Regions from separate parts of the Homo sapiens genome. Here all the other regions are linked to region 5. A link is a loop called in an ENCODE intact Hi-C map of the cell type or tissue named here. Cell type or tissue: endothelial cell of umbilical vein. All regions are shown on one strand.

What was found. Hi-C counts contacts between places; a loop is a spot of excess contacts. Peaks named below come from ENCODE experiments on the same cell type or tissue, not always from the same donor. Only the 100,000 strongest peaks of a DNase experiment are listed, where the experiment ranks them.
Region 1: it touches region 5 in a loop (15-fold over the local background); 3 of 110 quality-filtered maps call a loop at or near these places.
Region 2: it touches region 5 in a loop (9-fold over the local background); 4 of 110 quality-filtered maps call a loop at or near these places.
Region 3: a loop joins it to region 5, with 16 times the contacts of the local background. A loop is called at or near these places in 15 of 110 quality-filtered maps.
Region 4: it touches region 5 in a loop (13-fold over the local background); 2 of 110 quality-filtered maps call a loop at or near these places.

The regions. Positions count from the first base shown.
Region 1 is chr10:48,212,631-48,217,630 of GRCh38, reverse strand. All of the region lies in intron 12 of FRMPD2 (FERM and PDZ domain containing 2), which reads left to right. Among named protein-coding and RNA genes, the nearest start is that of FRMPD2, 60 kb to the left of the region's middle. In endothelial cell of umbilical vein, a CTCF peak has its summit at 1,985 (motif pointing left); a DNase peak (open chromatin) is centred at 1,970; H3K27me3 peaks cover 327 bases.
Region 2 is chr10:48,523,587-48,528,586 of GRCh38, reverse strand. All of the region lies in intron 3 of ARHGAP22 (Rho GTPase activating protein 22), which reads left to right. Among named protein-coding and RNA genes, the nearest start is that of ARHGAP22-IT1, 14 kb to the right of the region's middle. RefSeq lists a silencer at 4,112-4,191. In endothelial cell of umbilical vein, a CTCF peak has its summit at 4,100 (motif pointing left); a DNase peak (open chromatin) is centred at 2,126; H3K4me3 peaks cover 1,097 bases; H3K27ac peaks cover 1,236 bases.
Region 3 is chr10:48,441,504-48,446,503 of GRCh38, reverse strand. ARHGAP22 (Rho GTPase activating protein 22) reads left to right here. Exons shown (of 10, transcript NM_021226.4): 10 at 1-468. The coding sequence ends at 113. Among named protein-coding and RNA genes, the nearest start is that of ARHGAP22-IT1, 68 kb to the left of the region's middle. RefSeq lists an enhancer at 435-1,336 and a silencer at 1,884-2,178. In endothelial cell of umbilical vein, a CTCF peak has its summit at 2,018 (motif pointing left); a DNase peak (open chromatin) is centred at 2,003.
Region 4 is chr10:48,504,793-48,509,792 of GRCh38, reverse strand. All of the region lies in intron 3 of ARHGAP22 (Rho GTPase activating protein 22), which reads left to right. Among named protein-coding and RNA genes, the nearest start is that of ARHGAP22-IT1, 4.3 kb to the left of the region's middle. RefSeq lists an enhancer at 838-1,823. In endothelial cell of umbilical vein, a CTCF peak has its summit at 3,063 (motif pointing right); a DNase peak (open chromatin) is centred at 3,082.
Region 5 is chr10:48,654,323-48,659,322 of GRCh38, reverse strand. It overlaps a transcript of ARHGAP22 not described here. Among named protein-coding and RNA genes, the nearest start is that of WDFY4, 28 kb to the left of the region's middle. RefSeq lists an enhancer at 2,448-2,517 and a silencer at 2,768-3,357. In endothelial cell of umbilical vein, CTCF peaks have their summits at 888 (motif pointing left) and 2,902 (motif pointing right); DNase peaks (open chromatin) are centred at 862, 2,892, 3,732 and 4,132; H3K4me3 peaks cover 1,472 bases; H3K27ac peaks cover 994 bases.

The DNA.
Region 1 (5,000 bases), 440 kb after region 5:
ACCTCAGGAAATAAGGAGCATCCTTTCTATATGCAATGCACATTGATATCTCCTATTATATTCTCATTCGTTTTAAAAATGCTGATTATGGGCCCCTAAATTGATTCATAGCTCACCAATTGGTTACAGACTGCGGTTTGAAAACACTTCTCAGACTCTCCCAACATTGTCTTGCTTTCCTCCCGGTACAGCTTCAGAAGGCGCTGCTGTGTCCTGGGGTCTTCAAAGTCCCTGTGTATTCCCTCACCCTGCTGGGTTTTTGTTCACAGCATTTGTCATCATGTGGGATGATGAATTCATTTTATTGGTCATTAGCATAGAAAACACCTGAGGGTAAGGGTGTTTTTGTCTGTTTGGTGTAGCCATTTATCCAGCACCAAAGCAGTACTTGAAGCGCAGGGAGTTTGTTCAAGAGCTGTGAATGAATGGAGTTGAAACTCCCGGACTGGAAGACACTACAGATAACAGTAATCCATCAGAACATCAGCAGCTGGCTTGTCAGGGGACTGTATAGTTCAATTCCCCTCTGTCCCCTCTCCTGGGACTACCCTGGTCCATGGATACTGGAACTTCACTTTCTGCCCCTGACACTGCCCCAGGGAGGCAGTGTCTCAGAGCTGGCCTGGCCCTCTTAACCTCCTCCCTGCCCTTTTGACAATCCCTGTCACTGCTTACCCTTGAACTCCTTCCTGCCCTCAGTACCCAGGCCTGGGGCCCTTTTCATGCCTAGGCCAGCTTCGGGTGGTGCTACATTGGGAAGTCCTGGGAGGAGGGTGCTCTAAGCCAGGAGTGTCCCAGTGAATCAGTTGACATTCTTGCTGTGGCCTCTGGTTCAGTAGCTATATGGCCTTGGCATGTTTTCTCTCTGAGCCTTGGCTTTTTCATCTGCAAAATGGAAAATAATCATCAATCTCTTGCAAAACTGCTGTAAGGGTGAAAGATGGCAATTCATGTGTGGTATCTAGCATGTGACAACTGCTGCTTGCAAGCTTTCCTTCTACCTCCTCCAGCATTATAGTGCTCTGATATAAAATGACACAACTGCTAACCTTCAGTCTGTAGATTCAGATACAGGATGTCAAACCTGAGTTTAACTCTAGCACTTAGAGTTGTTGGGGACAGCAGGCCAGATCCACTGGAGGCAGGTGGGAGTTTGAGTAATAGTCTCTTACTCAGACCTGGAGTCAGTCCAGCAGAGTCTCTTGCCCCAGGGTTCCAGGGGCCCAGACCTGTCTCTATGAGCCTATAATAGTCTAGGTTCTCTAGAGAAACAGAACTGATAAGATATCCATCTATTTATCATCTATCTATCTATCTATCTATCTATCTATCTATCTATCCATCATCTATGTATCTATCATCTGCCTATGTATCTGTCTATTATCTATCTGTCATCTATATGTCTTTCTGTCTGTCTATCTAGAGATGTATTAGAAGGCATTGGCTCATGTGGTTATGTAGGCTGAGAAGCCTCAAGCTGTGTAGTTAGCAGGCTGTAAACCCGGGAGGGCCAATGGTGCAGTTCCAGTCCAAGCCTGAATCCAAAGGCAAGAGAAGAACTGGCATGAAGAGAGTCAGGCAGAGAGGAGCTGCTTCTCTACAGGAGGGTCAGTCTTTTTGTTTAATTCAGTCCTTCAACAGATTGAATGAGGTACATTCACTTTAGGGAGGGCCATCTGCTTTACTCAGTCTATGGATTTAACTGTCAGTCATGTCCAAAAACACCCTCACAGTCACACCCAGAATATTTGACCAAATATCTGGGCACCCCATGGCCCAGTCAAGTTGACACATAAAATGGACCAGCACCAACACTCCATTATGGTGCTTTCCTGTGCCCGTCCAGTTTCTGACTGATCTCACCCTGCTTCTGGCTTAGTGTCATCTCATTCTCCTTCTGCTTCCCCATCCCCAGATCCTGCCAAGCCTTAACCTGTCTAGTGCCCTGAGGACATTTCTGAGGTGCTCTCTGCTGCCCCCATGTGGCCCCCAAAGGCAGACCTTTTTCCTTTCTCACGTATGTAAAGGCCAACAGGTTTACACAAACCCATTCATTTATACAACCACTTAGTCTTAATTTATGGGAGGCCTGCTCTGGGCTTGGCACCATTGAATTCTTAAATCAACCCGGAAAAGCCGGTGCTATTTACATTTGCCATTGAGAAAGTTGTGACTCTGTGAGGTTAGGTAAGCTAGAAAGAGCGCAACCAGGGCTCACTTCACATTGCTTTGCTATATGCCAGGTGCTGCAATGGACACTTCAAAGGTCATTGAGTGAGGCCTCAGAGAGGAGAGCCCCTCTCTGTGTCACTGAATGGGCAAGAGGAGAAGTCTGGCCTGTCCGCTGCCTGAGCCTCGGTGGCTGTGAAGCTGGGTGGGGGCCACCTGTTATATCTGGGAAGACTTAGTGTGGCCTCCTAAGGGGCTTATGTTTTGTTTGATAAATGGTTCTGGTGCTGAAAAAAAATAATTTGGAAACCACTGTTGTGAAAGATTGGGAGCCCCTGAAGAATTTTAAACAGGGAAGCAACATGATTACATTTGCATTTTAAAAAGGGAGACAAAGACAATTTAGTATAAAAATAAATCTCCTTAATCACATCATCACAGCAGAATAACTTTCCTCTGGGTGCATTCTCTCCCTGCCTTGATCACATGCGGGGGTTTTTACACAGTTGTGAACTTCACCACATTCAATTTGCATTCTTTCTCACTCAATGGTACATGTCCTCCGGTGGCCTTCCTAGTGATCCTCTGGATTGGCAGCCTGCCATGCCTTCCCAGTCTTCCTTCACTTCTTCATTCTTGTATTGTGGGGTATTCACCCAGTAGCACCATGTAAGTGATAACTACTATTATTATCATTTAAATTGCGTCTGATTTTTCTGTTTTATAAATGCCATAAAAATAAGTGTACTTGACCGCAGAGCTTTTTCAGTCCCATATGGACTTTTCTCTTGGATATATTCCTACCAGAAGGATCCTGGATCAAAGATCCTAAACACTTAAAAAAAGTTTTAATAGACTTTAATGTTTGGAGAATTTTTAGATTCACAGTAAATTTGAATTGAAAATACAGGGATTTTTCATATATCCCTTGCCCCTCTACATGCACAGCCTTCTCCTACAGACACCATAAAAATCCTGCACCAGAATGTACATTTGTTACAATCAATGAACCTACATTGACACACCATTACCACTGAGAGCTCATAGTTTACACTGAGGTTTACTCTTGATGTTGTACATTCTATGGGTTTTGACAAATGTATAAAGACATGTATCTACCATTATGCTATTGTTGAAGTCAAATAGAATATGGAGATGAATCTCTAAATTTAAAACAATTTATTTGGGAAGCAAGAATTGCAGTTTGGGGTATACTCACAGACTGGGTGGTCTTTGGTGTGTCTCACGAACAGAGAGAACGTTGGGATTTTTATTAGGAATAAAAATGTTATAGTTTTGAAAGAAAACTCATCAGCACTTGAGAAGCTTTTGGGAACTGAAAACTGATTGGTAAGTGACAGTGGGAGGTAAAACAAGTCTTAGAGTCCCAGCAGATCTTTTCGGCAGCTACTAGGTAAAACTGGTCTTAGGGTTACAGCAAGTCCTTTCAGTAGTTGGGCTTATGGAAAAATTTAATTCTTGGAGCAGGTGCTATGTGCCCCGAGTTCATTTTCTTCCTGGCTCCCGGTCTCTGATTTAGTTGGATATGACAAGAATTACTCAATTTGTATAACCAACTTTCAAGTATCTTACAGAGTAATTTCATGGCCCTAAAAATCCTCTGTGCTCCACTTATTTATTTCTCCCTGCCTCCAAACTCCTGATCTTTTTATACTTCCATAGTTTTGCATTTTCCAGAATATCATATAGTTATGATCATACAGTAAGTAGCCTTTACAGACCTACTTCTTTCACCTAGTAATATGCATTTCAGACTCTTCCATGTCTTTTCAAGGCTTGACAGCTCATTTTTTTTTTAGCACTGGACAATATTTCATTGTCTGGATGTAACAGTTTATTTATCCATTCACCCACTGAGGGACATCATTTGCTTCCAAGTTTTGGCAATTATGAATAAGGCTGTTATAAACATCTGTGTGCAGGTTTTTGTGTGGACATAAGTTCTCAACTCCTTTTGGTAATTACCAAGGAGCAAATTGCTCAATCATATGGTAAGCATATGTTTAGTTTTATGAAAAACAACCAAACTGTATTCTAAAATGGCTGTACCATTTTGCAATCCCACCAGCAACGACTGAGAGTTCCTGTTGTTCCACATCCTCACCAGCATGGTGTTGCCAGTGTTCTGGAATTTGGCCATGCTAAGAGCATTCTAAATGCTTTTTTATGCACTAGCCTGCTGAACAATATCTCTCTGTTTGTGGTGGAGCTGAGCTCAAAACCAGCATGGGCCAGCACCAACCTGAGGATTCTTGGTCCATGGCCACATGGGGACATGCTACATCAGGAGTGTGGGAGGTAGTGGACACTGTGCTCTTCTCTTCAGATACCCCACTCAGGCCAACTCATTCACCCCCAGCCCCAGTGAGGCCAGATTCTCCCAGCTCCCACTTGCCTTCCTCATGAGTAACTGCCCTCAACTGGAGGGAAATGGCTTGCCCAGGGTTAGGCTGGGAAAGGCTTCCTGAGACCAGGACATGTTGATCTGGGAATACAAAGGCAGGGTCAGCTTCTCCCTCTGCCTGATCCTGCATTCCTCATTCTGTATAGTGGACCTCAAGATCACTCCTGCATGGACTTCTGCAGACTTTTACCTGCCCCAGAGTCTGTGTTCAGGGAACTCACCATCAAGCAGTGAGTGATTCCACCTGCCACCCTCTCCTGGGGGGATGCAGCCTCAGTCTCCCAAAGAACAGACTTGATGAAGGTGGGCTGGGGGTATCCAGTCTCCCCTTTTCCAGGGGGCTACTCCTTGAACACCTTCATGTGCAGCAATGATGCCAAAGCTAAGACCTCCTTGGTGAGAAGAG
Region 2 (5,000 bases), 130 kb after region 5:
TGTCCCCTAAGGTGCTGGACCCCTCCTTGCAGCTCAGGTCCCACCTCAAAGCATTCTCCTCTGCAGAGTTTTCTTTACCACCCTCGGCAGACTGGCTTTCTGTCCCCTACAGCTCCCGGGGCAACCTCCTATCCCCCGCCCCACATTGGGCCTTGTGTCAGGCATTGAGCTGTGTTCAGTCATCATTTGTACATGAGTGAAGGAAAGAATGATCATTATAGGCTCCCTAAGCTATGCTTGTGGCTAAGATGGTACATTCCCATTTATTCCCTTCCTCTGAGCTACCCAGGGCTGAGCTCACACCTGAGATAGTGCTGTGAGGGTGCCTTGGATATTCTGGGGAGGAGCAATCCAGACTCCTGCATTGGAACTATGGAGGGCAGGTCCTGAGTCTCCTAAGAAAATCCTTGAATGACCTGGGGCATATCTGGGACCAGGGGCTCAGGCTGCACAGGCTTCAGGATCCCAGCAGCAGCAGCACCCCCTAGAAACAGCTTGACATTCTCACCACCCAACTGTGGGTCTCCCAGAGAAATGGAGTAAAGTGGCAGGAAGTAGAGCTCTGGATGAATGGGGCAGCCTCTATCCCATAGAAACTTTGTCCTCAAAGCTGGTGTCCAGCCTCCTCCCAGAGCCCATTGTGCCCACTGGATATCCACCCCCTGGTTCTATCTCTTCTGCCCTGTGCCTGGTGGTGGGCTGGAGGCTGGCCTTCCTGCTGGGAAACATGTCCTAGAGGCTCCCACCTCTGGCCCTTCTTCTGGAGCAAGGCGGCTTGAGCACAGCTAGAGCCTTGCAGCATATGTGATCCTGATGTTTTGGCTAAATTCTAGTTAGTTTGGGGTCATCATCAATTTGGGTGGCAGAGCTATGTTCAGAAAATTTGATTTTTCAGACAAATTCTATGCTAAGTGGGTGCTTTGCCAGTCGCAGCCCATGACTTTAGGCCTAACTAGGGAAAACTACCCATTCTTCTGTTTATTTAACCATTAAACCATCCATCATCCTTCCTTCTGTTCACCTATGGAACACATCCATTCAACCATCCCTCCACCCATCCATCATTCTGTTGACCTATCCACACCTCCATCCAACCAACCATCCATCCACCCATCCATCCATCTATTCACCTATCCACACCTCCATGCAACCATCCATCCACCCATCCATTCATCTATTCATCTATCCACACCTACATCCAATCAACGATCCATCCACCCATCCATTCATGTATTCACCCATCCACACCTCCATTCAACCAACCATCCACCCATCCATCCATCTATTCACCTACCTACACCTCCATCCAAACATCCATTACTCCATCCATCCATCCTTCCACCCATCCATCCATCCATTTACCCATCCATCTGCCCATCCATCCATCCATGCACCCATCCATTCATCCACCCATCCATCTTGGCTCTGCCACTTACTACCTCATTGGTCTTGGGCAAGTCTCTTCACCTTTCTGAACATTAGTTTCTTCCTTTGTAAATTGAATCTCATGGCATCTGCTTCATGCGGTTGTCCTGTGGTTAACTGAGATAACCTTTGTGAGTTGCCTGGCACATGGTGGGAAACACATAGTGAATGTTATTTTCCTTCCCCCTTGAGGAAGGACACACAACTAAAAAACTATAAAAAGACAATGTGTAATTAGGAATTAAAGTGTGTGAAACCAAAGGCAATAAAACAAGAAGCCCCTGCCTTCCTATTTGTCTGCTGAACTGCCTTGGGAGTTGATATTTAAAGCCGCTTTGAAAAGTCGAGTATCCCAAAATATATTTAAACGGTTCAATGGGGACGTTGACCCTTTATAATAGGCTCATTTGAAACGATCCTGCTTTGCTACTTCCTCTCAGAAAGATAAACAAGCGGCCCACAATGGCCGCTGTGATGTTTTCTTTTAAATCTTGCTTTCCAAATGTAGGACTTGGCCGTTGGACAATCACCCGAGGGGCTCACTCCCCGCAGATGCTCTCCCTGAATGCAGGGAGCTCTAGCTTGGAATTCCTGGGGCCTCATTAAGCCCGCTGTGACTAAGTGATCTTGCCTGGTGCTAAAACTGTTTAAAATGACTTGGCAGCAACCAGAAGTCAGGTCTCTCTGTTTTTTCTCAGTTACTCTCTCTTTGTAACCCCCACCTATGTGTCATGAAGTGAAAACATCTTTCTTTCCGGATCTAACGCAGGAAAACCCTTCTCTCTCCCCGAAGCCTCACCCTGGTCTTTCTGAGGAGTTAAAGGAGAGGGAGGGAGGCAGAAATCTGCCCTGCTCTTGTTAATCTCTCCTTTGAATGAAGACTTAACTCCTGGGAAAACCTCTTCCCTGCTCTAAGTCATTCTTTCCTGCCCCCACATTTATTTAACTCTTCTGCTCCGTGCCTTGGGCAGCCTCTGCTTTCCAGCCTGCCCTTGCTGAGATTCTCCTCTGAGACCACCTCTGTTCTCCCCAAATGGAATTGTGGTAGGGAGGGAGGGAGAAAATTCCAGTCAAGTCAAGGCCATCAGAGCTGGACCACAGCCCTGCTTCAGGGTTAGGAACAGATCCTAGGAACTGGGGGGTGACAAAGAACCTTACATGAAGAAGCCTACTCTGTGCCAAACACCTAAAAATATAATTATCTCAATCAAAGTAAATTGATTATTTACTTTAATTACACAATAATACCTGATTATGCTTTCCTTTTACAGAATGAGGCCATTATAAAAAAGCCAAAGTCTCTTGACACCCACTTTACTCCATTCTTCTTCCACCATCTCCCCAAAGGGAACCACTCTTGGTTTCCTGTTTTCCTCCCATATATTTTTCTAAGCCCAAGGGCCTAGAACAGAGCATGGTACAGAGTGAACACTATAGTAATATTTTGTGAGTATGGGTATGTGTCTTACATAAGTGCCATGAATCCGTAAATCTCAAACATTCAGCCATAGCACTCTCCTTTTATATCATATACCATCTTATGAAAATTCCAGTGTACTTGATAATTCTTTCATTTGTTTGTTTGTTTTGAGACAGAATCTCGCTCTGTCACCCAGGCTGGAGTGCAGTGGCCGAATCTCGGCTCACTGCAACCTCTGTCTCCCGAGTTCAAGTGATTATCATGCCTCAGCCTCCCAAGTAGCTGCAATTACAGGTGTGCGCTACCATGCATGGCTAATTTTTGTATTTTTAGTAGAGAAGGGGTTTTGCCATGTTGCCCAGGCAGGTCTCAAACTCCTGGGCTCAAGTGATCCACCTACTTTGGCCTCCTAAAGTACTGGGATTGCAAGCACGAGCCACCATGCCCGGCCGATGATTCTTTTACTGATGAACATTTTGGTGGTTCCAACTTTTTGCAATCACAAGCAAGGCTGCCATGAATAGCCTTCCATAGACTTTCCTGGGCATGTGGGGACACATTTCCATGGGGTGCATACTAAGAAATGAGCTTGCTCCCAAGGCAGCAGCATTTTTAGTTTTAATAAAGCAGCTTCCATGTTACCTTCCAAGGTGATTGCACCGAACACACTCTCATGAAAAAGTGCCCAAATCCTCTCCAAGACTTGATGATGATGATAGCTCACACTTGCAAAACACTTACCTACAGGCCACTTGGGTTCTAAGTCCTTGTATATATCAACTCATTTAATTGACACAACCATCCGGTGAAGCAGTTTCTGTTATCTTCTCTGTTTTATAGGTGGGGAAACTGGGCACAGAGAGAGTTTGAATAACTTAATTCTTAATTTGTGCTAAGTAGCATCTGAACCGGTATCATTTTCCTCACTTTTCAGGTGAGGAAACAGTCTCAGAGGGGAGATGACTTATCCAAAGTCACACAGCTCATAAGTAGCCCGCCAGGTTTGAGGGTAGCCTGGGCAAACACTCCCTCTTCCTACTACTGCACAGTACAGGTGAGCTGGGAAACTGAGAGCTCGGTGGTCCTGAACACCCCCGACAAAGTCACCCTTGAGATGACTGCCCAGAGGATGCTGGTGGGGTTGGGGGCGTCTCCCTTGCACAGCGAGGGCGCCCCTTCTTCCCATTCTGCGCGGGGAGGCCAGGCCGGTGTGGCCCCCCACCCCTGCTTGGCTCCCAGGGAGGCGGAGGCAGCCCCGGCTCCGTGGCGCCCCCTGGCGGCTCCTGGGAGAGCGCGCGGCCCGGCACCCCGGGAGAGTAACGGGCCGTGGGGAGGGCGCCGGCGAGGGCAGGGAGCAGCGCGGGGCCGCCCCGGCGCGCGGAGATAAAAGCGGGCAGTGGCGCGGCGGTCGCGATCTGCGCGTTCTCCTATTGATTAGCAGGGTCTGCCCGGAGGCCGGCATGCCCGCTGCGCGGGGCCGCGGTGGAGTGTGAGGGCCCGGGAGCCGCGGGCCGGCGGTCCCGCGCACCCTGCGCCCAGCTGGGCACTGCCCGTGGGCCGGACCTCGGCCGCGCCGCCCCGGGGCGCAGGCGGCAGGCGGGGAGAGGAGCCGAGCGGCGGGGCCGCGGGCGGCTGCCATGGGGCTGTGCTGCTGCAAGGACTGGAGGGGACACCTGCGAGCGCCCAAAGGTAACTCCGGCGCGCACGTGCGCCCCGCTCCCTGCGGCCGCCGCCAGAGGCTGCCAGCCCCGCCTCGGGGACTCGCCACGGGGTGTCCAGGGCCGCCCGCACCTGCCTCAGCTTTGGAAAGGGCTCAGGTGCGGCTGCTGCTCCTCTGAGTCTCCTAACTTTGGAAGGGGAGGCTCCCCTTCACTCGGGGCGCGGGGGCGCATCCTGGGGCTCCTCGGTCCCCATGTGGGAGTGGGGGTGGGGTCCGGCCCCTGGGCGGGAGTGGGTAGAGCGGAGGGGAGGGTCCGCCCTCCAGGGCCCGGGGCTGGCCGCGGCGCCGGCTGCAGGTCCGCCAAGTCCACGGCCGGGACGGAGGAACCCCCGGCGCCCAGACCCGCTCGCAGGTCTCTGCACCGCGAGCCCGGCGCGCGCCCTGCGCCGCCCCTGCGGCTTAACTGCCGGGAGAGGGACCATTCATTCTCGCCCG
Region 3 (5,000 bases), 210 kb after region 5:
CGCGGGAGGATGCGGAGAGGAGGAACCAGCTGTTGCAGAGGGAAATGGAGGAGTTTTTTTCGACCCTAGGAAGCTTGACTGTTGGGGCAAAAGGTGCCAGGGCCCCAAAGTAAAAGGAATGGCAGAGCTCACTTCTGTACCACGTCTGCTGGTCTCCAGCCTTGTATGGAGTTAGAAGCGTCTGTATCTCTGGAGCAGCCAGGCGCTCTGGAGCCAGCTGGAGAGAGAGAGATCCTGATACCTCTGTGGGGACTGTGGGGACTTTTGGGACCCCACACACTCCAGGTGGGATCAGATGCTGCTCCAACCATGCAGTTCCTGGTGAGGGTCAGAAGGGGACGGTACCAAGAGTAGCGCTTAGCCCTTACCCAGGAAATATCCTTCATGGCCACAGAAATGGAGGGCGCCCAGGATCCAGGCAGCCACCGGGAACAGTCAGCTTTCTTTATTAAATGTGCTCACAAAGCATGGTGCCTTGTTACCTGGCTCATTTTTCATGCCTCGCAATACAGGACACAATACAGGACCACTCCTGTTTCTCCAAGGGCTAGGAGCCCCCTGAGGTATGCCCCTGGGTGGAATAGCACAGGCATTGTGAAGTGGGACGTGAAGCCCCCCAAGGGGCAACAGCCTTGTGCTTTCAGCTGTCTCGTCTGCATGTTCCAGGTGGGATGCCTTTCTTTACTCCCCCCCGCCCCGTAGCCATCTGGACCTCTGCAGCTAGTTTCTGTCTTGGGAGGTCCCCTGGGCTTTCCACCATGGCCCTAGCTCTGCTCCAGGGCCAGAGCCTGAGTGGGCACCCAGCACAGATGCTGTGCTTGGGCGAGGTGTGGGCAAGTGTGGCCACTCTACAGGAGGGCTGAGCCAAGGCCATGGGAAACGTCTGTTCACCGTACTCCAGGTGCCTATGCCTCACTCTGGGCGCCTGCCCAGCTCCCTTCCAGCCCCCGCTTCCCTGCTGTTCACCCCCCTACTCTGGCTTATCCACAGACTTGAAGGCTCCATTAGGGCAAATCCCTCCAGAAAGCCTTTCCCACCCACAGGGCACCCAGGCCAGGCCCAGCTGGAGCTCCTGGACTGTGCTTCAGGAGGCAGCACAGCAGCGCCTCTGGGACCAGCAGTGTCAGACCACTGTCTTCACCTGCTCCCCTCACGGTGTCCTGATGTGTGGCTGGCCCCTTGCTGCCCCTGAGCAGTAACCTGCAGGGGTTTGTTCAGGGAGCAGTGGTCACCAGAGCGCCCAGTTTCTGACCACAGCCTCTAGAAATGTCACTCAGGCCCAACGAGCTCCATCTAGAGTCAGGTATAAATGTTGCCCACATCTGATGCTTTAAATGCCAGGGGCTCAGTGCTCCCAGGAAATGCTGGCTTCCTGCCAGGAAGGCAGGCCCGCAGGGTGAGGCAGGCAGGGCAGCTCCCACAGTGTGGCCAGCTACCCATTGTCTCCAGGCAGCTACCAGGGGCTCGTCCACCAGGAGGCGGGCACCTGCTCAGGGCCCTCAGCAGCATCAAGGTCTGGATGCCGGAGCTCAGGAGGGGCTGGGGAGAGTGGCGTCTGTCTTTGCTCGGCCACTGACACGCGAGCCAGCCGTCTGGGTGATGGGATTTTTCCCTGGTGTTGAGATGCTACCCTCCCCTCTACTCAAGGAGAGAGAAGAGAATAGGAGGTGACTTTGAGTCCTCACAGCAATGCAGTGAAGTAGAAAATTGGCCCTATTATCCATATTCAGAGGAGAAACGGAGGCTTGGAGAAATTGGGTGGGAACAGCAGTGCGTCCTGATGACCCTGTTGAGTTTTCTCGCCACAGCTATGGAATTCTGCTGATTTTTGACCTGGAGAGAAAATGCCACCAGGCTATCAAAGGAGCAGAGGAGACTGAAATGGGTTTCCCATGATGAAAGGAAGCTTGTCTGTCTGTCTCAACCATTAATCCTGGCAAAGGCTTAGGCTCCTGCTGAGTCCCCAGTAGGGATAGGAGCTCATGAATGCCTGAGCCACATCTGCCACCTGTTGGCTAAGTAGGATCTGCAAATGGCATTCTTATCTCAAAATGAATTGGCATGATTATTCAGTTCTGTTCTCCAATCTCTGTGTAACCAGCACTGGGCATCTTATCTGTAAAACATCTGACTTGACTGTCAGGCACACTGAGTGACAGAGGCTGACCTGTCGCGGGGGCTCTAGTATCCCCACCACTACCCACTTCTCTCAATTGAGTTACATTTGCTGAACCTGGTCCCAAACTGACAGATTCCCATTGTACTTGTTATTGTAATTACATCATTTAATATGAAGTAGACTCATGAATTACATGAATTATGAACATGAAAAGGTAGGGAATTGATTCATCGAAACCCTAGAATGCTTTAGACAGACTCAGTAGAGGCACGTTGCTAAAAAATATTGTCAAATTAAGCATGGATGAGTGAAACATGCAATAGCGAGAAATGGGAAGAATCTGGGATTCTGCTCTCAGAATACTTCAACAGTGTCGTAAAACTTGTGTTTGACTTTAAAGAAATACTGGAAATTGTGAATGTCTCACTAAAAAAACAAAGAGTTGTCTTATGTTAAAAGAATAACAAATGAATGCACATGTTCTTTAAAGTTAAAATACAATTTTATGGGTATGTGTGTGTGAGAAACAGAAATAGAAAGAAAAGGAAGATTCCTTGTCTTAATTGGCTTTTGAGTGATGGACCAGGAATGAATCTTATTCCTGAAGGAATTTCGGAATGGAACCCATATATCCATGTTTCCCTGGTCTGTGGGTAAAAATGGAGTCAGTAACAACATTTCCCGGACTCTCTCCTTCTCCTTTTGATGCAGAACCCCAGGCCCCTGCAGAGCCCTCCCAGTATCCTAAGTAATTCTCTCACGGGTGTCTTGAGTTCCTAGCTAAGCAGCTGTGACATTGCCACACACTGCTGCTGTGTCTCCTTACTCCTGCCTCCACCAAGAACCCCCACTTGCACCAGGATTGCCATCCTTTTCTACCAGCCACATTGCTACTACTTCTGTCTCCCAAAGCAAGCCCCGCAACACTTGAGCACAGGGGTCTCACAATGTGTTGCAGTCTGTGAAGAAGTGGGGTAGGGTAGGATGGGGTCATGAAAAGCCTAGCAGGGGCCAGATACTCTGAGGGCCTATCGCCCATGGTGAGAGGTTATTTTTATTCTAAGGGAAATAGGAAAGCATTTGAGAGCTTTACATTAACTCACATGAATTGACTTCCATTTTGATAATGGAAGGGGAAAGAGAAAGCTTTTGAAAGATGGGAACTCTTGAGCATGTCTGTACACTGCTGCGAATGACCCAAATGACAGGGAGAGAGCTGCAGGCAGGTTCATAGGAATGCACAGCGGTCTTTGAGAAGTCCTGAAAAATGCCAAACATGATTACCTTACATAGCATCCCCCAGCTTTTGTGCAGGAGACGTTTTTATTCCCATAAAGCTTCTCAAGCAGAACACAGCAGTTTCCAAGCAAAGACTCCAGAGCCCGCCTGCCCAGATGCGCATCCTGCCCCTGCCGCATGTGACAAGCTGGCTTGATGACCCCACTCCAAGACAGCTAAATCTCTATGCTATCTGGGCATTGGGTCTTAACCCAATGGTTTCATAAATCCCAAGCCCCTGCACTCAGGCCACAGCTGGTTAAAAAGCTCACCAGTTTAGTAAACCAGCAGCAGCTGGCCCAAAATGCCTGGTAGAGACGTGTTTTTCTATAATTATTTCCTCTTTCCCTTCTTTCAGTGAGCTTTTGATAAATGTCTGTCCACTGTGGTAAAAGGAGACAAGGGGCAGGGTCTGTGGTAAAAGGAGACAAGGGACTGAGGAGTAGAGCACTTTTCTGGGCCCAGGCCTGGTGGTGGCTGTGGCAGTGGCCATGGGGATGGGGAGCCTCGGGGTCAGCACGTGGGTTCATTGGTTCAGCTGCACACTGGTGGTGGGTGGGGGTGGGCTTCAGGTTCTAGAATATCTTTTCCTTGTGACACATCAAATCGAGGGAAACAACAGCACTTGGTTCACATCAAACTCTTCTGGGTATGTTTGCCTAGAGACATAGCTGCCATGCCAGGAGACATGAGAGACAGATGCTTGACTTGACGAACCTGTACACCAGGGTGCTGAGCCGAGCCTGGTACCAGTCAGGATGATGGCGGCAGCCAGCACTCACCGAGCACTTGCCACCCCCTGCCCTGCATGCACACGCCAAATCCTCCCAGCAACACTGCCAGGTGACATTAGGCTTCCCACAGGACAGATGACAAAGCACAGCCCCAGAGTTGAGGCACTTGCAGGGAGTGAGGCAGCCAGTGAGGGCAGGATGCTATGTGGGTATTTGGCACCGGAGCCCATGCTCACATCACTATAATATCACAGCGCTGCATGCAGTGTACTCATGTCACACTTTGAGGGCCATGAATGTTGCATTTTCAGAGGACAGAAATGGTGTAAAGGATACGCTCTAGTCATTAGCTTACCCAGCCCACCATTTATGGAACACCTACTTGCCAGGCATTATCTCCAGTAGGACAGGCTCTTCCATCCAGGGGATCCCAGTGTGAGGCATCAAGAGAAGATGAGAACACAGGATGCTGTCAAGTAACAGTAAGAGGCATGGCTCAGCCAGATTGACACTTGTCCGAGGTGACCTAAATTCTCCATCTTGACAAAACTCACCTGGACCCGCAGGACCCAGTAGACCCCAACCTTTCCAGGACCCTGTCTCATAAAAACACATGTGCCTGGCCGGGCGCGGTGGCTCACGCCTGTAATCCCAGCACTTTGGGAGGCTGAGGTGGGTGGATCACGAGGTCAGGAGATTGAGACCATCCTGGCTAACATGGTGAAACCCTGTCTCTACTAAAAATACAAAAAAATTAGCCGGGTGTGGTGGCGGGCACCTGTAGTCCCAGCTACTTGGGAGGCTGAGGCAGGAGAATGGCATGAACCTGGGAGGCGGAGTTTGCAGTGAGCGGAGATCACGTCACTGCA
Region 4 (5,000 bases), 150 kb after region 5:
GAAGTCCCTGGAAATCCGGAGTAGCAGGCACTGAAAGGATGTCACGGCCCCCTCCCTTTATTCAGAGAGCCTCTCCTTTCCAATAACCTTCTGGGAAGGCACTGATAGTGGGGAGGATGGGGCTGTGCGGGGAGGGCCCAGCGAGTCTGGGGGAAATGAGGCTGTGGAGCCCCGGAAGAGGCCAGGGTCACCCAGCATCCTGCCCTGCCTCTGCTGTGAGGCCCCATTGTCCTGGCTGGAGCTCCCAGGCTGGCCCGCCTTCGACTTGAGCATTCATGAGCCTGGCTCTGAGGCCCATTCCAAGTTAGTGCTATTTGTAGAATCTTCTTAAAATACCACAACAGTGTCATTCATGGAGCGTCTGCACAGCCATCGATGGTAGACATCAGAACAAAGCTCCGCTGTGCCTGGCATCCTGTTCTGGCCTCTGCTGGAGGTGTCCCCTCTGCTCCACTGACTGGGGATGTTGGTGTCCTCCCTGTCCTGGGTGCTCCTGAGCGATGCCCCATGGGGTCCAGCAGAGACTCTGGTCCCCCACGCTGGCCAGGAGCACATCCTGCGCCAGGCTCGCCAGCTGAGTGCAGGATGGCATGCTGCACTCTGCAGGTGAGACCACTGCCCTTCTCATGGCTGTCCCCACACCCCCAGCTCTGACGTCAGACTTCAGCCCAGAGCCTGCTCAGCTACAGTTGGGTGGACTGACAATGAGCAAAGAATAACAGGGGGAACCCAGGAGAATAAAGCCTTTAGCATTCAGTTTCAGAGCCGCGGGCATTCTCTGCCTTCCCCTGTGGGCAGACCTCTGTTTCCCATTAGATAACAGTGGTATCCTCACCAACTGCATCTCTCTCCCCTGCCCCAGTGGTACCCACAAGGCATCCTTAGGAACGCTTGCTTCTGGCATGTTGATTGGTGTCACTGTTAGTTAGCAATGCATTTTGTGGTACCTGGGATAAGTGGAGCAGTTTCAGGGCTTTCCCAGCTTCTGGACCTGTCAGAGCCTTTGCTATGTGAATGTACCCTGCCCTGGGCAGTGCCTCCCATACAATTTACCCTCAGGCCCTTCCTCACACAGCTGCCTGGCTGGGCAGCCTGCTTTGGCCTTCCCTGGCCCTGCAGGATGCGGGTGTGGCTAGAGCTCCTGGCAGTGGGCCCATCTGTTCAAAGGGTTTGATGACTTCCCATTTTTTTGTCTTTTCCCATGGATCCCTACCCATGAGTTGCATAGGCAGCCAGACATGGCTCCAAAAGGAGGTGACTTTGCTGGTCCTGGCCCATGCCTGAAGACAAGGGCCTGCAGTGGGCCTCACAGTGGATCTGGGAGTGGCTGATGGGACCCCCTCCCGGGTGGGAAAGGCTTAGGCAGCCAGGACACAGCAGCCCTTGCTGGGCAGCCATGCCAGCCGCACTGAAGTGGAGTTTTGAGTTTTCTAAAAGTATAGCCACTTGTCGTCAGCAGGTCCCCAACATGTCCCCAGTAACAGCTGGTCATGAGGCACACATGGCCGCTACCTGAGCAGTGGTGAGGCTGTTATACCCAACTGCAGCAGGAAAAGTGACCTTTGATGGGGAAGTTCTGCCTGGGAGTCCAAATATGCCTGGGGTGAAAGCTGGGCCAGAGGCTGAAGTCCCACAGGTGGTTTTGGGATTCTCAAAGCATTACCATGTAATGAACAAAACCCGCCTCAGTAAGGAGAGTGGCCACCCCAGCCTTTGAGCCCTGACACTTGGAGTCTGACCATCCCAGTGGAAGGCAGGGATGGCCCGAGAAGCAGGTGCCTCCAAGACAAGCAGGTCCACATGACTCAGCAGCTACAGGGCTTCAGGCAAGGGACTTGGCATTTCTATGTTCAGATCCCCCCCCACCCCCACCCCCACCCCACCCCCACCCCCCAGTATTTCCGAGCCTCAGTTGCTCACGGTGTAATTACTGTGTCTGGCTGAGTGGGGGCTGTTACTGGTGGCTTCCTATCCTTAAGCGAATTACAAAGTAAATGGGAGGTTTTGTGATTTCTTTAGCCTGTGGCCGCCCCCACTTGAGGTTGTGAGCAAATTCGGGATTGACTGCTTGTTGTCCTGGTGTCCTCAGCACATGGATACATGGGTGGAGACTGTCCCATGAGGACACATGAAACTGCTCACAGGTGCCACTTTGTGGGAGAGGACCCAGCACACAGAGGTGTGGGGCAGGAGGGAGACTGACTTTTCACTTTTCACTCTGTGTGCCTGCACGGTTGACTTTTATGTTGATGTTGCTCACCCTTTCCCCAAAAGGCTAACCTTTCTGAGTCCTGGCATTTCCTGTTTCTTCTCTTGCTGTCAGCCATCACCTCCTGATGTCAGCATGGCTGCCTCTGTCAGCTCTCCCAATCCTTTTTTAACTGCCTGTTCTAATTTACGCATATCATAAAGCAGTGAACTGCACTTGCTAGAAATGTATGCAAAGTAAGAGTCAGCAAGCCCCAAGTAAGGCCCTCGAAGGTCAGTCGTTTGGCTCATAGGGGACCTTCACCTGTTTGGCCTTTCCCAATCATTGTTTTGCGTGTCCTTGGACTCTAGATGGATGAGGTTGACAGATGGGTGATTTCTAGATAAACCAGGTGTTACTGTGATGCTCTGTGTATGGAAGGGACAGGAGTCACCCTGGGTCTGGCAGCTTTTCTGGCTCTGCAAGTTCACATGTGGATGGCTAAGATGATGATGGTGCTTGGGAACAAGGTCATTTTTTAGCGTGTTTTCCAAAATTAGTGCTGAACCCTATCTTGCTGGGGTACTGGTGGGGGGCGTGGGAGGCCCTGAGAGGCTGGAGGAGTTCAGGTTTTGCTCCCCAGCCCTGTGAGCTTTGCCAAGGGGAATAGCGCTGAACTAAGAGTCTAGCAGACAAAGCATAAAATCCTAGCTCTGGCCTTCTTGCTTGAGCAGTTTCCTTCTGCAGAAAATGGAAAAATAAGACCTTCCTGAAGGTTGTCTACAGGCTTGAATGCGAGAACATCTAGGCCCTCGTGTCACATAACTCTAGGGGCACCATTCACATAAGCTACCATGTTGCCTCCAGAGGGCACCATTGATTTAGACTACAGTGAGAGTGGCTGCCTTGGTGGGGGCGCATGCACTTAGACTACCATGTGAATGGCTGCCTCCTGGTGTTGTGCTAGGGAATGGTGCTGGATGACAGTGAACCTGTGAAACTTCTATCCTAGCACTAGCAAGGGTACTTCTTACGTGTCTGGATGCTTATACCTGGCCTCCAGGAAGGAGGCAGCTTATGAAAATAGTACAGTCATGTGCCACATCATGACGTTTAAGTCAATAGATTGCATATGTGACAGTGATCCTATTATAGTATTGTATTTTCATGGTACCTTTTCTCTATGTTTAGATACATGAATACTTCCCACCGTGTTATTATTGCCTGCAGTATTCCACACAGTCTCATGCTGTGCAGGTTTGTACTGTAGGAGCAATGGGCTGTACCATAGAGCTTGGGTGTGCAGTACCTGTACTGTCTAGGTTTGTGTGAGCACACTCTGTGGGGTTTGCACAATGGCAAAATTGCTTAATGACATATTTCTCAGAACGTATCCCTGTCACTAAGCGGTGCCTGACTATATGTTGTTTTTATAAGAACCTAAAGAACTTGAGTGAAAAAGAGTGGGAAGGACATTTGCTGAGGCCCTGAGGTCCCACCCAGCTGCCGAGGAGGGCCCACTGCTGCCTGACCTTACAGGAACTCCTCGTGAAGAGGGAAGGAGCGTCGGTGAGAGATACGTGGTGGCCAAATCAAATTAGGGAAGTTTCTCACATGCCTATAGATTTTGTGGTTCAACAAATGTCTGCGTGACTAGCCAGAGAGGGGGCAGAACTGGGATACGGAGTATTGGGCCGGTAGAACACGGGTGTGGAGAGCCACAGGCCCTGGCAGCCTCTGCCATTTGTCAAGCCACTTTCCCTTGGGCTGCAGCTTCTCCAACCAGCCCTTACAGGCTCCTTACAGGCCTTGGCTACATCTCCAGCATGCCTCCACCAGGCAGCCCTCCTGGCCTACCCCTCTCTCCATCCCAGCCAGGAGAAGCCGTCTGAACACACCTCTAGGGAGGCAAAAATCCTCCCAGGGGATCCCCATCCACCCATCCTAGGTTTCCAGGAAGGAACTGGGAATGGCCAGCCAGGTCCTGCCCCAACCACAAGGAGGAGTTCTGGAGCCACCTCCAGCCTGGCTCTGGGAGGTTTTGTGATGCAGAATTGGGGATGGGGCTCGGTGGCAGGAGAGCAGACAGCCTGGCAGGACAGCCAGGAGAGCAGAGTCAGGCGCACGGGACTCCTGCATCTGTATTTTTGGAGCTGCTGGACGTGGTCTCATGGTGGGGATGGATTAGGGGAGTGGGATGGGAGTGGGGCGATGCCACCAGCATATTTTGTTTGATGCTTACAATTACAGACTGATTTTTATTTATTTATTATATTTAGTCTAAAGTGTACAGTTTCCCAAGGCGGGCAGATCACCTAAATCAGGAGTTCGAGACCAGCCTGGCCAATATGGTGAAACCTCATCTCTATTAAAAAATACAAAAATTAGCTGGGCGTGGTGACAGCCACCTGTAATCCCAGCTACTCAGGAAGCTGAGGCAGGAGAATCGCTTGAATCCAGAAGGCGGAGGTTGGAGTGAGCCGAGATTGTGCCACTGCATGCCAGCCTGGGCAATAGAGCGAGACTTTGTCTTAAAAAATAATAGTAATAATAAAATGTAGTTTCTGGAGACAGAGAAAGCAGGGTGTGGTGGGACTTGGGGCACCCCCTCTCCCCATTGCTTGCTTGGGCCCCTCTGCCTGCCTAGGCTCCACTCACACCCAGGTGCTTGAACCCCATGCTCTCAAATTTCCTCTCAATTCATCACTACCGGGACTCTTCCCACCCCCTCTCTCAGCTCACCCCCAACTTATGAGCAAGTTCTGCTGAGTCTCAGATCCAGATAGGCACTGAGCCTGGGTGCCTGTCACCA
Region 5 (5,000 bases):
CCTCATCCTTAACACTTCCACCTTGGTTACTCCTCACTCACGCAGCATGGTGCTCTGGTTTACCAAAATGTTTGCCAGTTTCTCGGTCATCTCTGCACCCAGCTTCCCGTGCCTCCTTCATAGGTCAGCTCTCTTATTCCAGTTTCCGAGGCCACGCTGCAGGCTGCATTCTCTCCCAGTGTCACCGAGTACCCAGGCCCTGGACAGAGACCCCCTGCCATGGTGCCACGGACTCCACGCCTGCTCCACTGTGGCTCCTCCAGCTGAGGGGGGCTGCCATGTGCAGGAGCCACAGGAGGCTGGCCCAGCCCGAGTGCAGACAGGAAAGGGCACTCCAGGGACGCACTCGGCTCAGCTCCACACCCTCCATGTCCCTGTGGCTCCAATTCATAGTGGGAATAGGGATGGGGCAGCACCTCGTCCATCCCCTTAATCCCCTCCCAGAAAGTACATCCGTTTATTCCGGCCACAGCCTCTGGATCAGAATAGGGGCTTTAGCGTCCCCGTGGTGTAGGCCCCACCTGACCAGGGCTGAGGTCAAAGCATCACCCTCTCTCCTGGGGTGTCAGGGAGCCGCTCCCCAACTCTGGTCCTCACAGACATGTCCCAGTCCGGTGGCCCAGGGCCGGGACCAGGGTGAGGGGAGAGGGGCGCTCATTGCCCCTTAAAATTTGCACCCAAGATAACTCACTTGCCTCACCCTGTTCCCAGCTGTGTACCCACAGAAGCATGTATTTCCTGTGAGTGTTACACAGGTGACTCCCCTGGACGTCCTGAAGCGGACAGAGCCCCTCTTCAGGACATCCTCTGTCCCCGTGCTGGTCATTGCCGCTGGAAAACCCAACAGCTCAAGTAGTGTGCTGAGGGCGCCACCTCGTGGCTTCAACTCTCAACTGCAGACAGGATTACTCTACTTTTGTGAATCAGCTCCAGGTTTCTTCTTCCAGTAATGTGACCCTTTTCAAAAAGAAGGTGGAAACGATCCCTAGGTTCCGGCATTGACTGGCTTAAATATTTAAGCACGTGAAACAACAGATAGCCCTGCAATGCTTATAACAACTAGAAAAAAACAAACAACGTCGCTACGTAAAAACAAAAGTACCCTAAGAACTCTAATTAAACATGATCTGCAGTGTGGTTCTGGCAGAATTTGACCACTGGCGTAGGATGATGGCTCAGTGAGCGGAGATTTCCAGAAGACCCTCTTGGCCAACCTCATTTCCAGGAGCTTCCAAAACACTAGATCCCTAGACACGACCCTAGTTTCATGGAAGCCAGGTAGCTCACTGATGAGGACGGATTCCCAACTGCTGACTAGGGTTGTAGGTCCCCCTCAGCCACCTGGGAGGACAGAGGAAGGGCCCAAAGGGAAGCCACTCCTGGGAGCCTCACCCCACCAGGGTCTAACTAAATATTAAAGGCAGTCGTGTTCGCTGTTCCTTGTCGCCAACTTGATTTTAAACACTCAGGTAAACTCAGGCACTAGGTCACCTGGGAGTATTTGATTATAAGGTGTTCATCCCAATGGCTTATATTTTAATTTATCATGTAAATTTAAATGCAGAATATCTTTCAATGTGTGAGAAACCTGGTTTGAGAAGCAAACACTGCCCTACCTTCTGCTGCTGCTAATGATGGACGAAGCAGAAGACACAAGCACTTCCAGGGCCCCTGCTAAAGGTTGCAGCTGGAACACACCATCCTGGCCATGGGCATGAGCATGGTGTACTTAATGCGAGCTGGGCACTTAGTTAAGTGCTCTGCCTGACTTTCCTCGCTTCATTCTCTAACAGACCCAGGGATTCAGCAGTATTACTATCCTCACTTTATACATGAGGAAGGGGGCTCAGGCTCTCTGAGCCCCCTAGAGACCCGGCTAAGAAGTGTCCGAGGCAGGAGTCAAACTCCATTCTCTGGCTCCTGAGTTCTGTTCTTTCCACCGAAGTTCGTGCCTCCTCCCCCAGCAAGCCTGGAGAGTGAGTGAGCCCTCACCAGGGCACAGACAGAGAAGGTCTGGCACACTCTTTTCAATGGAGCCCCCTATAGCTGTGGAGACTGACGGGGTCCAAGAACAGGACGCTATGACCTTGCTTCTCAGGCGCCCTGAGCTCTGGTGCTGTGGCAGACGTGTGCCTCCTTACCTCTGCCAGCTCCCACTCTCCACCACGGTCACCCTGCCCCACACCCGGGGTCTCCAGGGGCAGGCAGGTTACCACAATGCTTCGGGTGAGTGATGGCCCTGAGGCTGGACTGACCCAGCTCTACCCAAAGGCTGAATCAGGCTCTCCAAGGCTATCAGCCCATGGCTAACCACCCTGCCTTGGTCAAGGACAAGAGTGCAGGTGATTCCAGGTGAACCTTGACGCTGAACCCAGGTGAGCACGAGGCCACTCCACTCTCGGGGAAGGATCTCTCTGCCCAACACAGACTCTGGAAGCCAGTTCAACAAGAGCCACCTGCCTGCTTCCTCTGCTTTGACTTTCAAATGCCAGCCATGCTGCGTGTGGCTCTGGGACCTTGGGGAATGCGCTGACCCTTTGTGACCGTAGTTTCCCAGTCTACGGGCGGTGTAGGCGCCTTGGGAAGTAGCTCCGATCCCCCTCGGCAACCTCAGGGCTCCTCCCCTGCTAGTGATTTCTCCAGCCCCCACTCTCTCCCCATACTTAAGACACAGAACTGGGCCAGCTATGCAGAATTCACCTGCTCCGAGGAAGACTCAGTATAGAAAACCCTCTAAATCCCACACGCCCTGCCAACAGCACAGGGCGCACAGGACGGTGAGCTACAGATGAGGCTCGGGCGAGATGAGGTTGGGTAACCGGAAGCCAGGCGGGAAGGCGCAGCGAGCGGTCCGGGCACGCAGGAGGCCGCCTCCCCGAGGCCCGCCAGGGGGCGCCGTGCACCAGGGCCCAGGAAGTCGCCTCCGCCCGTGGCGCCACCCGCGCTGCCCGGCAGGGGTCAGCCTCGCCCGGCCATCCCCGACCCGGCTGCTGCACCCTTCTGACTCGCTGGGACCGCCCGCTGCGCCGCATCCCCCCCCCCCGCCCCCCCCCCCCCAGAGGCGCCGAGCAGCCGGGAGCTCCGTCCTGCCTGAGGATGCGGGGCCCAGGCTGCATCCCCCCGGCCCTGCTCGCCTGCTCATCACACGGAGGCCGGGGACAGGGTCACGGCCAGGGAGCCTGCGGGGCTAAAGGAGCGGGCCGGGAGCTCAAGAGCTGCCGCCGGGCGGCGAGGAAGGAGCCCCAGGCAGGCCCCGGGCGGCCGAGGCAGGGGAGGAGACGGCTGGCCCTGGTTCCAGGTGAGCAGCCCCGCCCGCTCTGCTGGAGGCCCCGCTTACCACCGGCGGGAGATGCGGGTGCAAGCCCTGGGGCGCACGTGGCCAGGCCACTGCCACGCCCGAGGGACGGGTTTTCGTCGCCACCTCGGCCCTGGTGAACCCTGTGACTGGAGTGCCTCCCAATCCCACCGTGATGCCCACCTCGGGGCGCTGCCAGGTGCCAGGCTAATGCGTGTGATCCACAGTGTGCTGAGAAGTGCTGACTGTCATTGTGAATGTCCGTGGTGGGGTGACGCCCGGGCAGGGTGCACTGGCCTGGTTCCAGAAGACCTGGCCTCTCCAGCTCCCACGGCGCGCCCGTTTGCTGCGTGGCCCATGCTGCTGGCGGCTGCTCCTGGCTGAGTCATTCCAAGACGAGCGTCCAGTCCGCGCTCTCTGCCGCCCTTCCCAGCGCTGCCCGGCAGGCCCCGGGAACTGTGCCCAGCTGTGCCCGCTTAGCTGGTGTATGACCTGCCTTTGAACTTGCTGCAAAGAAAGGTGGGTGAGGGAAAGGCGAGGGCTGGGGTGAGGGACTGGAGAGCAGTCTCCTGTCCCTTCTCCCCCTGAGGTCACTGTCCTCCAGCTGGTGGGCAGAACTCTGTCCCAAAGCCTTCCAAAGGAGAGGCCCACGCTGTAGGACCTTGTCCCCACTATAGGCTGAGGTTGGTAAAGGTCACAGAGGTGGTTCCTGATAAAAATTCCCTAACCAGAGGTCTCCTGATGCAGCGTCCCCCGCCCCCCCCCCCCCCCACACACACACACACATCCACTCTCCATGGTGTGGGTGGAGGTCAGTGAGGAGAAGGGACCTTCCCCGGGCACACACGGGCCAGTTCGTGGGAGGGGCCTGAGACAGGAAGGAGATTGAGTCACCGAGCTGGCCAAGAGGAAAGAGAAGAGAAGAGAAGAGAAGAGAAGAGAAGAGAAGAGAAGAGAAGGAGGGAAGGAAGGAGAAAGAAAGAAAGAAAGAAAGAATGAAAGAAAGAAAGAAAGAAAGAGAAAGAAAGAGAGAGAGGAAGGGAGGAAGGATGGAAGGAAGGAAGGAAGGAGAAAGAGAGAAAGAAAGAGAGAGAGAAACAGAGAGAAAGGGAGAAAGGGAGGAAGGGAGGAGAGAAAAGAAAGAGAAAGAAAGAAAGAAGGAAAGAAAGAGAAAGAAAAGAGAGAGGAAGGAAGGAAGGAAGAAAGAAAGAAAGAAAGAAAGAAAGAAAGAAAGAAAGAAAGAAAGAAAGAAAGTAATCAGCATGTCCAAGGAGAGGAACTAACATTCCCCCTCTCCCTCTGTCTCTCTCTCCCTCTCTCTCCTCTCATACAGCACACACTTAAACACACACACCACACCAGCGGGGCAGTCTCATGTATCTTATCCTTAGGGCAACCTCACTGTGGGCACTGTATTTTGAACCCCTTCTCCCCAACCTTGGTTGCAGTGCCTGGCATCCACTCTAGCAACCACCTCTTTTCCATACCAGCTGAGGTGGCTTTTACGAAGCCAAGCCACCCTATTCCTGGGATGAGACCAGGTTGGCTTTAGCCAATCAGCACATTGCATTGGTTTGGGTGGTTCAGGGATGGGTGAGTGGACCAACCAAGGCCATGAGGCAAGAAGAGATGTTTGGGAGAGTAGGGAGGGGCAGCTTCCCAGCACTTCTGAGAGAGACACTGGAAGATAGGCTCTTTCTTTGTG